2 separate regions of the Homo sapiens genome follow, and region 2 is linked to region 1. The links are chromatin contacts, found by Hi-C or POLR2A ChIA-PET in ENCODE. All regions are on one chromosome and are shown on one strand. Each heading gives the region's core, a stretch centred on a gene start or an enhancer-like site at or near the end of the contact. The rest is flanking DNA. Distances are from core to core; before and after follow the strand shown.

Region 1 (4,445 bases), core at 1,060-3,559:
ATGGGAAACAGTGAGAACTTGTCTATAGTATGTATCTATCTATATCTACAGTATATACCTATAATATATATTTTTTAGATACAGGTATCTATATCTAAATCTGGGATTGGTTCCAGGATCATCAGGGGTGTGGGGAAGTGGGTGGTAGGGGTGAGATGAAAAAGAATAGTCATATATCGATAAAGGCTGAAGTTGGCTGATAAATTATATGTTTTAATTTTACATACACAAAAAGAAATTGAGTTGGAAGCCCTGCCCAGGGTATGAATAAGGTACATGGGGTGAAGATGGTGTGCAGAGATATGTGTTATTCCCAACAGATTCTCAATTTGCTATATAAGGTATGCACTACGTACCCACCAGCAGAATCACCCTGTGAAAGAACCCTCAGGTCCCTGGAGATGGGAGCTGGGGGCCCAGAGGAGACAATAGAAAAAAATCAGCTGGGTGTGGTGGCGGGTGCCTGTAGTCCCTACTACAGAGGCTGAGGTAGGCCAATTAGAGTGGGATGGAAGGGATGGGGTGTGCCACCCTGCAGGCCGGGCTCTGCCTACCTCCATGCCGTTGGGACAGCTCCTCTTGCTGTTGTTGTTTAGGTTCTCCGAGTTGAGCAGGTTTTGATCGAGCTGGGTTGGAAGCTGCCCCCACCTCCCTGCTCCCAGGCCCTCCTCCCTTTCCGTCTCCTCCACCTGCAGCAAGGAGCCGCTCCGACCTTTGGGACTCCCAAACTCTAGTTTCTTCTTCACATCCTTCTCACAGAGTCCGGAACCTTGCTGGGGCTGTCTGGCCGGCCTGTGCACCTCTGCAGGTGGAGCAGCTTCCTCCAACAGAGCCTCCCTCTCCGGATCCTCCAGGTGGACCAAGCTGCCAGTTTCATCCTCAGGGGAAGGCAGAAGGGGGTCTGAGAGTCGCCGGAAACAGCAGGGGAGGGGGGGCCCTAAGCCGGGCTGGGCGGCATCATCCAAGAAGGGCAGCTGGCTTTCCGGGGTGCCATCTGGGGTCTCTGGCAAGAAGTCGCCAGGTCCTGCAGGGTCATCCACAGGCTGCTGGAGGCTGCTGTCTGTCTGCTGACGCCACAGCTTGTTGTGCCGCTGTTTGCTGCGGGGAGAGAGGGTAGAGGAAGGTGAGGGGAGGAGGATGGTGCCTGGGGGTGCTGGGAAGAGTATGCGGTGAGCCAGTGAGGGGCTGCCCAAGGTCAGGGCGCCAGGGACGATCCATGGCTCATTCAGGTAAAGCCTCTCTCTGTTCATTTGTTCCCAAGAAACACAAGGATGAGAAACAGCACTGGCTCCTAAGTTGTCCAGGCTCGCACAGGAAGCCTGATGTGACTTTCTGCCTCTGATGACAACGGGGAAGGAACGCGGGGGCGTCTAGACTTCAATCTGTGTATCTGTGTTTAGTGATGCCTCATTGTCACGTCAGTTACACTCCATCTCTCATTTCTCTGTCAAATAAGAATAACAACGCTCTCCTACCTATATTGTAGGGAAATGAAGGGAATCAAAGTGGAGTATGTACAGATCTATACACGATAATACAACTATACACACACATAACGCACTGCAATGCATTTGGGAAGATCCTGGAAAACTAGAAAGTATTTGTTTAGGTTTAGGTCAGTTTTTAAACAATTTCTTCTACTATGATGACATTGTTTTTATAATCCCTTTTTTTTTTTTTTTTGAGATGAGGGTCTCACTCTGTGGTCCAGGCAGTGCAGTGGTGTGATCACGGTTCACAGCAGCCTCAAACTCCTGGGCTCAAGCAGTCCTCCCACTTCACCCTCCCAAGTGGGGCTACAGGCATGTGACACCATCCCTGGCTAATTTTTAAATTATTTTTTTTGTAGTGACAGGGTCTTGCTATGTTGCCCAAGCTGGTCTTGTACTCCTGGTCTCAAGCGATCCTCCTACCTCAGCCTCCCAAAGTGTTGGGATTACTGGCATGAGCCACTGCACCAAGCCCTGTAATACATTTTTAAAATGTAAGGCATAAAAAAAAAGTTTACGGTGAAATAAGGTAACTAAGTCACCCTCAAGGACCTTAAAGTAATACCAGTATCACAGGCTTGCGAGGGTTAAAAAGAGAGAGGTAAATGTAAGAGCACAGTGTGACAGAGCCATTCATCCTCTCTGCTCGGTGTGCACATCCCAGCCAGCAGCTACTCAAGGTCACTGCCACGCTGCTATGAACCTGGCCTGGAGCGCCTGGCTTAGGCTGCAGAGGGCACTGAGTGCGTGGCAGGCTCAGGGAGAGGTCAGTGAGATGCTCGCTCTTCCTCCTCCTCCTCTGGGCCTTGCCTGGGGACCTGTCCAGCCCTTCCGACAGTGAAGGAGTCCACAGTTGGCCGGCCCTGTTCTCTGGACCCTGTTTAACTCTGCTAGGGCACTCCTGCATTCCCAAACTTGGCCAAGAGGCTGGTAGACTTTGCCTGTGGCTTCCTTCCAACACCAGACTGATATCTCCCAGGGAGGCCTGCTTCTTGTACAGACTGACTGGAAAGGGAACCGGGAGAAAGTGCCGCCCAGGCTCTGGGCTTCCAACTTGAGAGCCTGGGGTACTGGAACTACGGTGAGGACCTCCCCCACCACCCCGTGTGGGTGACAGAACCGCAGGGCTTTTTGCACACAGCACCCTGACTCAGAGGCTGAGTGAGGGGCCGCGGTGTACCTCTCCCTCCTGCCGCCCACTGGCTGTGTATGGGGGATAGGTCAACCTCTCAGCGTCAGCTCCTTATCCCTGCCCTGATCCTCGTAAAAGGGGGATAACCTGTACAGAAATTTTTAGGATGGGAGTTCAGAGACTTTAAGCTACATTTATTATTTACTACAAGCCAGATGTGGAAGTATCTGTAAAGGTAAACTTGTTTAGCACTGCAAAAGGAAAACAAATCTTGGGACCCCAAACTCATTAAGCCAAAGGGAAAAGTCAAGCCGGGAAGTGGGTCACGCAAATCTGCCTCCCATTTTGATTCCTAAATAAGATGGCTACGAAGATGAAAAGCTACACACCTCCCTCATATCTTGCCCACAAGGAAATTCCTTGCGGTCCCCAAGATCTTTACCCTAAAGCTTTTCGGTTAAAATTCACCATGGCAATGTAAATTGCCCACTATCTTCATAGATTGTGGGGGGTGGGTGGGAAGGAAGACACAGGACAGAACTCAAAGTCATCCCTCTACCCATCTGACACAAATGCATATCTGATTGTTTCCTCTGCTCTATTGTCTATGTTATGCAAAAACGCAGATTCACTGAGCCAGATGAAGGCATACATGACTCTCTTCCCCCTACCCCGCTTCACATGAAAATTGTGCATTTCTCGATATCCCATCCTTTCCCCTTAAAATTTGAAGCCCTCAAAATTATCTTCAGAGAAAGGCACAGACGTGTCTCCCAGGTGTGCATCCTTAACAATGGCAAATAAACCTCCTAAAATGATTGAGACTTGCCTCGGTCATTTGGCTTGATTGACAGATAGCACTCATGCAAACCTCACAGCAGCTCTATTGGGTGGGTATTCTTTAAAAACTTTTTTTTTTTTGGAGGTGAAGTCTCACTCTGTCACCCAGGCTGGGGTGCAGTGGTATGATCTCGGAACCTCTGCCTCTTGGGTTCAAGCAATCCTCGTGCCTCAGCCTCCTGAGTAGCTGAGATTACAGGCACACGCCACCACACCTGGCTAATTTTTTTTGTATATTTTTAGAAGAGATGGGGTTTCACTATGTTGGCCAGGCTGGTCTCAAACTCCTGACCTCAGGTGATCCGCCTGCATCGGCCTCCCAAAGTGCTGGGATTACAGCGCCTGACCCTCAATTTTTTTTTTTACAGCTAAAATACATATAATATAAAATTTGGGCCAGGTGTGGTGGCCCAGCACTTTGGAAGGCTGAGGTGGAAGGATCGATTGAGCCCAGGAGTTTGAGACCAGCCTGGGCAACATACCAAAACCTTTTCTCTACAGAAAAAAATATAAAAAATTAACCGGGTATTGTGGTGCGCACCTGTAGTCCCAGCTGTTTGGGGGGCTGAGGTGGGAGAATCATTTGAGCCTGGGAGGTTGAGGTGTCATGATCATACCCTGCAATCCGGCCTGGGTGACAGAGTGAGACCCTGTCTCAAAAAAATAAAATTTGCCACCCTGACCTCTTTTTATTTATATATTTAAACAATTTTTATTTATGTATTTCTTTCTGAGAAAAGGTCTCGCTCTGTTGCTCAGGCTGGAGTGCAGTGATGCGATCATGGCTCACTGCGGTCTTGAACTCCTGGTCTCCCAGGTTCAAGCCATTCTCCCGCCTCAGCCTTCCAAGTAGCTGGGATTACAGGTGCACGCCACCACACCCAGCTAATTCTTGTATTTTTAGTAGAGACGGGGTTTAACCTTGTTGGCCAGACTGGTCTCGAACTCCTGACCTCAAGTGATCCACCTGCCTCGGCCTCTTA
Region 2 (4,445 bases), core at 1,751-4,250, 57 kb after region 1:
ATATCTGGGGCAGGCGCACTTTTAGCTGGTCATGAGGACTACAGCCAGGTGAAAAGGAACTGGCCTAGGGAACGTGTGTGACGGGGGAGCAGGGAGTAGTCCCAATGGACTGGAAAAGGCACATGCGAGAGGGGAGGGTGGAAAGGCCACCAACGCCGGTGACGCTGGAGCTCAGAAAAGACTCCGAGGACCAGAAGGAAGAAGCATCAAGGGACCAGGGGGTGATATGCCAAGGTAGAGAGGATGGGTCTGAGGTGTTCCTCTGTGACGGGACAGAAGAGATGTGAGGACCTGAAGAGGCGCCACCAGGGAACTTGAGAAAAAGAAGGCAGGTGGCTCGGAAGACCCGATCCATGTGACCCTGCAATTTATTGGATATGGATGAATCAGAGCTGACTTTTTCGATGACCCAAAAGATGAAACTATTAATTAAGGCTAGACGGAGGGGAGAAAAGAGAGAGAAATACCCTGCTACCTCCAGTTTTTCTCCCTACAGCACCTCCTAGAGATGAGGTGATGGCAGCTCACCTTCAGGATCCATTGGAAACAAAGAGAAATCTCTCCCTAATTCTCCTGACCCCAAACAGAAAGCAACCAACTATTCCATAATTTTCTTCTCTAGGAGAGATTCAGAGAGAAGAGGCCTGAAAATGCAAATTAACACACGGATGTGAATGAGTTTCAGTCAAAGCTTAAACCAGGACACAACTTTTCTTGTGTAGCGAGGAAGGCTAGGAGGCAGGATGGTGTCCTGTGCCTAAAAAGGTGAGTGTGACGTCAAGGTGGCTGAAGAGGGGTTTAAAAGGGCACCTAGGGGGACAAGCCCAGAGCCCAGCATCCCACCCTAAATGAGAACACAGGTCTCCAACTCCAGCCCAGGGTCTCCCTGTGGTCACAATGGTGTTGGGGACCTGCTGACAGTGGCACGGAAGGACTCTCGGTGGTGGTCAGAATGACCCAACATCCCAGGAGGCACCTGCCACCAGTTGGCATGAGTCCTTGGTGCTGGCCCTGGCGCTGCTGCTAATCCACCCCAGTGGACTTAGGCATGCTCCCTCACCTGTATGTCCAAGACAGCTAATTCAACAGTACTACTAACCTGGTCCCCAGAAAGGCGGCAGAGTAGGATCAACTTGGCATTAGAGGTCTCGCTTCAAATACAGGATTTCCCAATTCCAATCTTGGGCCTCAGCCACCAACCGGGAAAACCCCCCTCCAAGGGCTGTTTTGAGAATATGGAAAGCTGCCAAAGCTTTATTTCCCATCCCTTTGTAAGGTCCCCTGCAGCTCCCAACTAGAAGAGAAAGGGACCTTTTATTAGCAAGAAAAGGGCCAGGTGCAGTGACTGTCATCACGCCTGTAATCCCAGCACTTTGGGAGGCTGAGGTGGGAGGATCACTTAAGCCCAAGAGTTTGAGACCAGCCTCAACAACACAGTGTGATCTCATCTCTTCAAAACACATTTAAAAAAATTAGCCAGGTGTGGTGGCGCACGCCTGTAGTCCCAGCTACTTGGGAGGCTGAGGTGGGAAGATAGCTTGGCCCCAGGAGTTCAAGGCTGCAGTGAGCTATGATCACACCATTGCACTCCGGCCTGGACAACAAAGACCCTGTCTCTAAAAAATAAAAATAAAAAGTTTTAATTTTAAAAAAGGTTAAATACTAATGAGAAAGGTCCACATACAAATTTTCATGTCACTGCTATTTATAAGTTCTTATTAACTGAAAACACTATGCTATAAGCTATTAAAGGTAACTAAAAAATAAAAATAGCTCTTTGCCCCAAAGACAGTCTAAGTGACAGAGCTCAGTACTCACTCATCAACAACAGCCCTGAGAGAGACAAGAGATGGAAGAGATTCCAACCCCAAGAAAGGGCTGGAGGGGAGCCAGGGGAGGAGGCATGGGGGAGGGGACCTCCAAGAGGGAGCTAGGGGAGGGCAGATGGGGAGGAGAGCCCAGAAGGGAGCTGGGGGAGGGGAACATGGGGGAGGGGAGCATGGGGGAGGGGAGCTCCAAGGGGGAGCATGGGGGAGGGGAGATGGGGAGGGGAGCTCTAGGAGGGAGCTGGGGGAGGGGAGATGGGGAGGGGAGCTCCAGGAAGGAGCTGGGGGAGGGGAGCATTGGGGAGGGGAGATGGGGGAGGGGAGCTCCAAGAGTGAGCTGGGGGAGGGGAGATGGGGAGGGGAGCTCCAGGAGGGAGCTGGGGGAGGGGAGATGGGGAGGGGAGCTCCAGGAGGGAGCTGGGGGAGGGAAGATGGGGAGGGGAGCTCCAGGAGGGAGCTGGGGGAGGGCAGATGGGGAGGGGAGCTCCAGGAGGGAGCTGGGGGAGGGGAGATGGGGAGGGGAGCTCCAGGAGGGAGCTGGGGGAAAAGGGCTTGGGGAGGGTAGCTCAATGACGGGACGTGGGGATGGGGAGCTAAGGAGGAGATCTGGGAGAGGGGAGCTTGGGGAGGGGAGATGGGGGAGGGGAGATGGGGGAGGAAAGCTGGGGAAGGGGATCTGGGAGAGGGAAGCTTGGGGAGAGGATCTAGGGAGGGGAGCTGGGGGTGGGGAGATGGGGAGGAGAAATGGGAGAGGAGCTTGGGGAGGGGGATCTAGGGAGGAAATCTGGGGCAAGGGAGCTGAGGGAGGGGAACTTGGGGAGGGGATTTAGGGAGGGGAGCTGGGGGAAGGGGAGCTCAGAGAGGGGACTTCAGGGAGGGGAGATGGGAGAGGGGATTGGGGAGGGATGGTTAGGGATGGGATCTAGGGAGGGGATTTGGGGGAGGGAAGCTTGGGGAGGGGATCTGGGGGAGGGGAGTGGGGAAGAGAGATGGGGAGTCGGGGGAGGGGAACCTGGAGGGAGGGATCTGGGGAAGGGGATTTTGGGGAGGAGAACAGGTGGAGAGAGGAGCTGGTGGGGAGGGCAGTTGGGGGCAGGCATCTGGGGGAGATTTGGGGGGAAGGGAGCTGGGCGCCCACAGGAGCCGCTGTGAGGTGGGCAAGCCCCTCTTTCAGTTCCTCCTCGACAGTCAGTCTCCAGACTTCCACTCCACCCCTCCCTGCTTCCACCCAGACAGTCTGATCTGCAACTCGGCCCATGACTGCCCCCATTGGGAATCCAGCTGCTTCTAGCCTGGGAACCCTGACGTGGGCCCTGACCTGACCAATCAAAAACCCCAGGGTGATGGAGCAAATGTGTCCTGTATCTTGAGCATAACATTAAAAGTGAGGACCCAGCAGAAGTCCCCCAGCGAGGACCCAGAAATAAGGAATCTCTTTGATTCTTGCAGGCTAGTGTTTCCCTACCCACATAATCTTTAGAAATCATGTGTGCCGTAATAAAAGTGAGTATTTCCCCTCCCTTCACTCAAGCACACAGAAACATCGGAGAAAAGCTGAGCATATTTCTACCAGTTCTGCATATGAGTTTGACCAGAACACCCTGCTGTCGGTAATGAATGGTTGACCCCAATTTCTGAACACATATTTCCTTTTCCAATTAATTTTCCTTCCCCTCATGAGATAAAACAGACTATTTTTTTTTAAAGAACAATATTCCTGAAAATTTATTTACTTTTTTTAAAACTATGAGGTCAGAGTTTAAGACTGGCTCCTTGGTATGAAGGAATACATGATATTAATATAACAAAGGGCTGAATCTTCCATAAATCAACAAAACACCCAAACAAAGGCAGAACTTAATTTTTGGCAAAGAAAAAACAAAAATGTTTTTGGTGTCCATTAGTGAATACATCAGCTGAGGACTGCCATCTTGGAATCTTTTAAATGAGCAGAGCTAAAGATTTCTCATAAGCACAATTAAAGCACCCTGAATTGATACCTTTAGGGGGTTGAGTATCTGTTTCAAATCAGCAAAGTGCTTACCGCAAAAGGAACACCTTACCAAAAGCAAGATGAAAAAGTGAGGGCAGAGTGTCATGATTATTACTTTTTTTTTTAAGCAGAAGAATAGTCTGCAAGAAAATACATAAAAATGCTCAAGTTAGGCCGGGCACAGTAGCTCATGACTGTAATCCCAGTACTTCAGGAGGCCAAGCAGGAAGATGTCTTGAGGCCAGGAGTCCAAGACCAGCCTGGGCAACACAGCAAGACCTTGTCTCTATTAGAAAATAATAAGTTACCAAAAAATGCTCAAAATGGTAATGTAAGGGTGGTAGAATAATGGCAATTATTTTCCTTCTTTTCCAAGCGTTATATAATATTATTAAAGTGGCTAGACATATGTATGGATTTTAAAGCACTTCAGTTTTATGTGTTTTAGGTATAATTTCTAAAGCACTAAAAAATTGGCATATTCTTTTTTTTTTTTTTTTAAGACGGAGTTTTGCTCTGTCGCCAGGCTGGAGTGCAGTGGCGCAATCTTGGCTCACTCTGCCTCCCGGGTTCAAGCGATTCCCCCGCCTCAGCCCCCCAAGTAGCTGGGACTACAAGCACACACT

Evidence for each region. A loop is a pair of places that touch in the nucleus more often than their neighbours do. ChIA-PET counts read pairs that join two places held with the same protein, here RNA polymerase II (POLR2A). Pooled maps may share reads with other maps.
Region 2: POLR2A ChIA-PET joins it to region 1 with 10 read pairs in activated B cell. The contact joins two enhancer-like sites. A Hi-C loop is called at or near these places in 60 of 168 maps with a recorded cell type or tissue (CD14-positive monocyte, CD4-positive, alpha-beta memory T cell, CD8-positive, alpha-beta T cell and 33 more), 12 of 37 single-sample maps with no recorded cell type and 39 of 50 pooled maps. POLR2A ChIA-PET finds 5 or more read pairs at or near these places in 19 of 52 experiments (A549, AG04449, AG04450 and 16 more).

The regions. Positions count from the first base shown.
Region 1 is chr12:108,791,732-108,796,176 of GRCh38, forward strand. It overlaps SSH1 (slingshot protein phosphatase 1), which reads right to left. Exons shown (of 15, transcript NM_018984.4): 14 at 555-1,098. Among named protein-coding and RNA genes, the nearest start is that of MIR619, 43 kb to the right of the region's middle. RefSeq lists enhancers at 433-933, 2,302-2,812. Within about 2 kb of position 2,310, at least 10 of the 41 ENCODE cell types and tissues checked have a DNase peak (open chromatin) inside an H3K27ac peak, as active enhancers do; they include ascending aorta, gastrocnemius medialis, heart left ventricle and 3 more, where a contact is called at or near this core.
Region 2 is chr12:108,847,936-108,852,380 of GRCh38, forward strand. All of the region lies in intron 2 of SSH1 (slingshot protein phosphatase 1), which reads right to left. Among named protein-coding and RNA genes, the nearest start is that of SSH1, 7.4 kb to the right of the region's middle. RefSeq lists silencers at 2,855-2,904, 2,945-2,994, 3,005-3,074. Within about 2 kb of position 3,001, at least 21 of the 41 ENCODE cell types and tissues checked have a DNase peak (open chromatin) inside an H3K27ac peak, as active enhancers do; they include ascending aorta, gastrocnemius medialis, heart left ventricle and 3 more, where a contact is called at or near this core.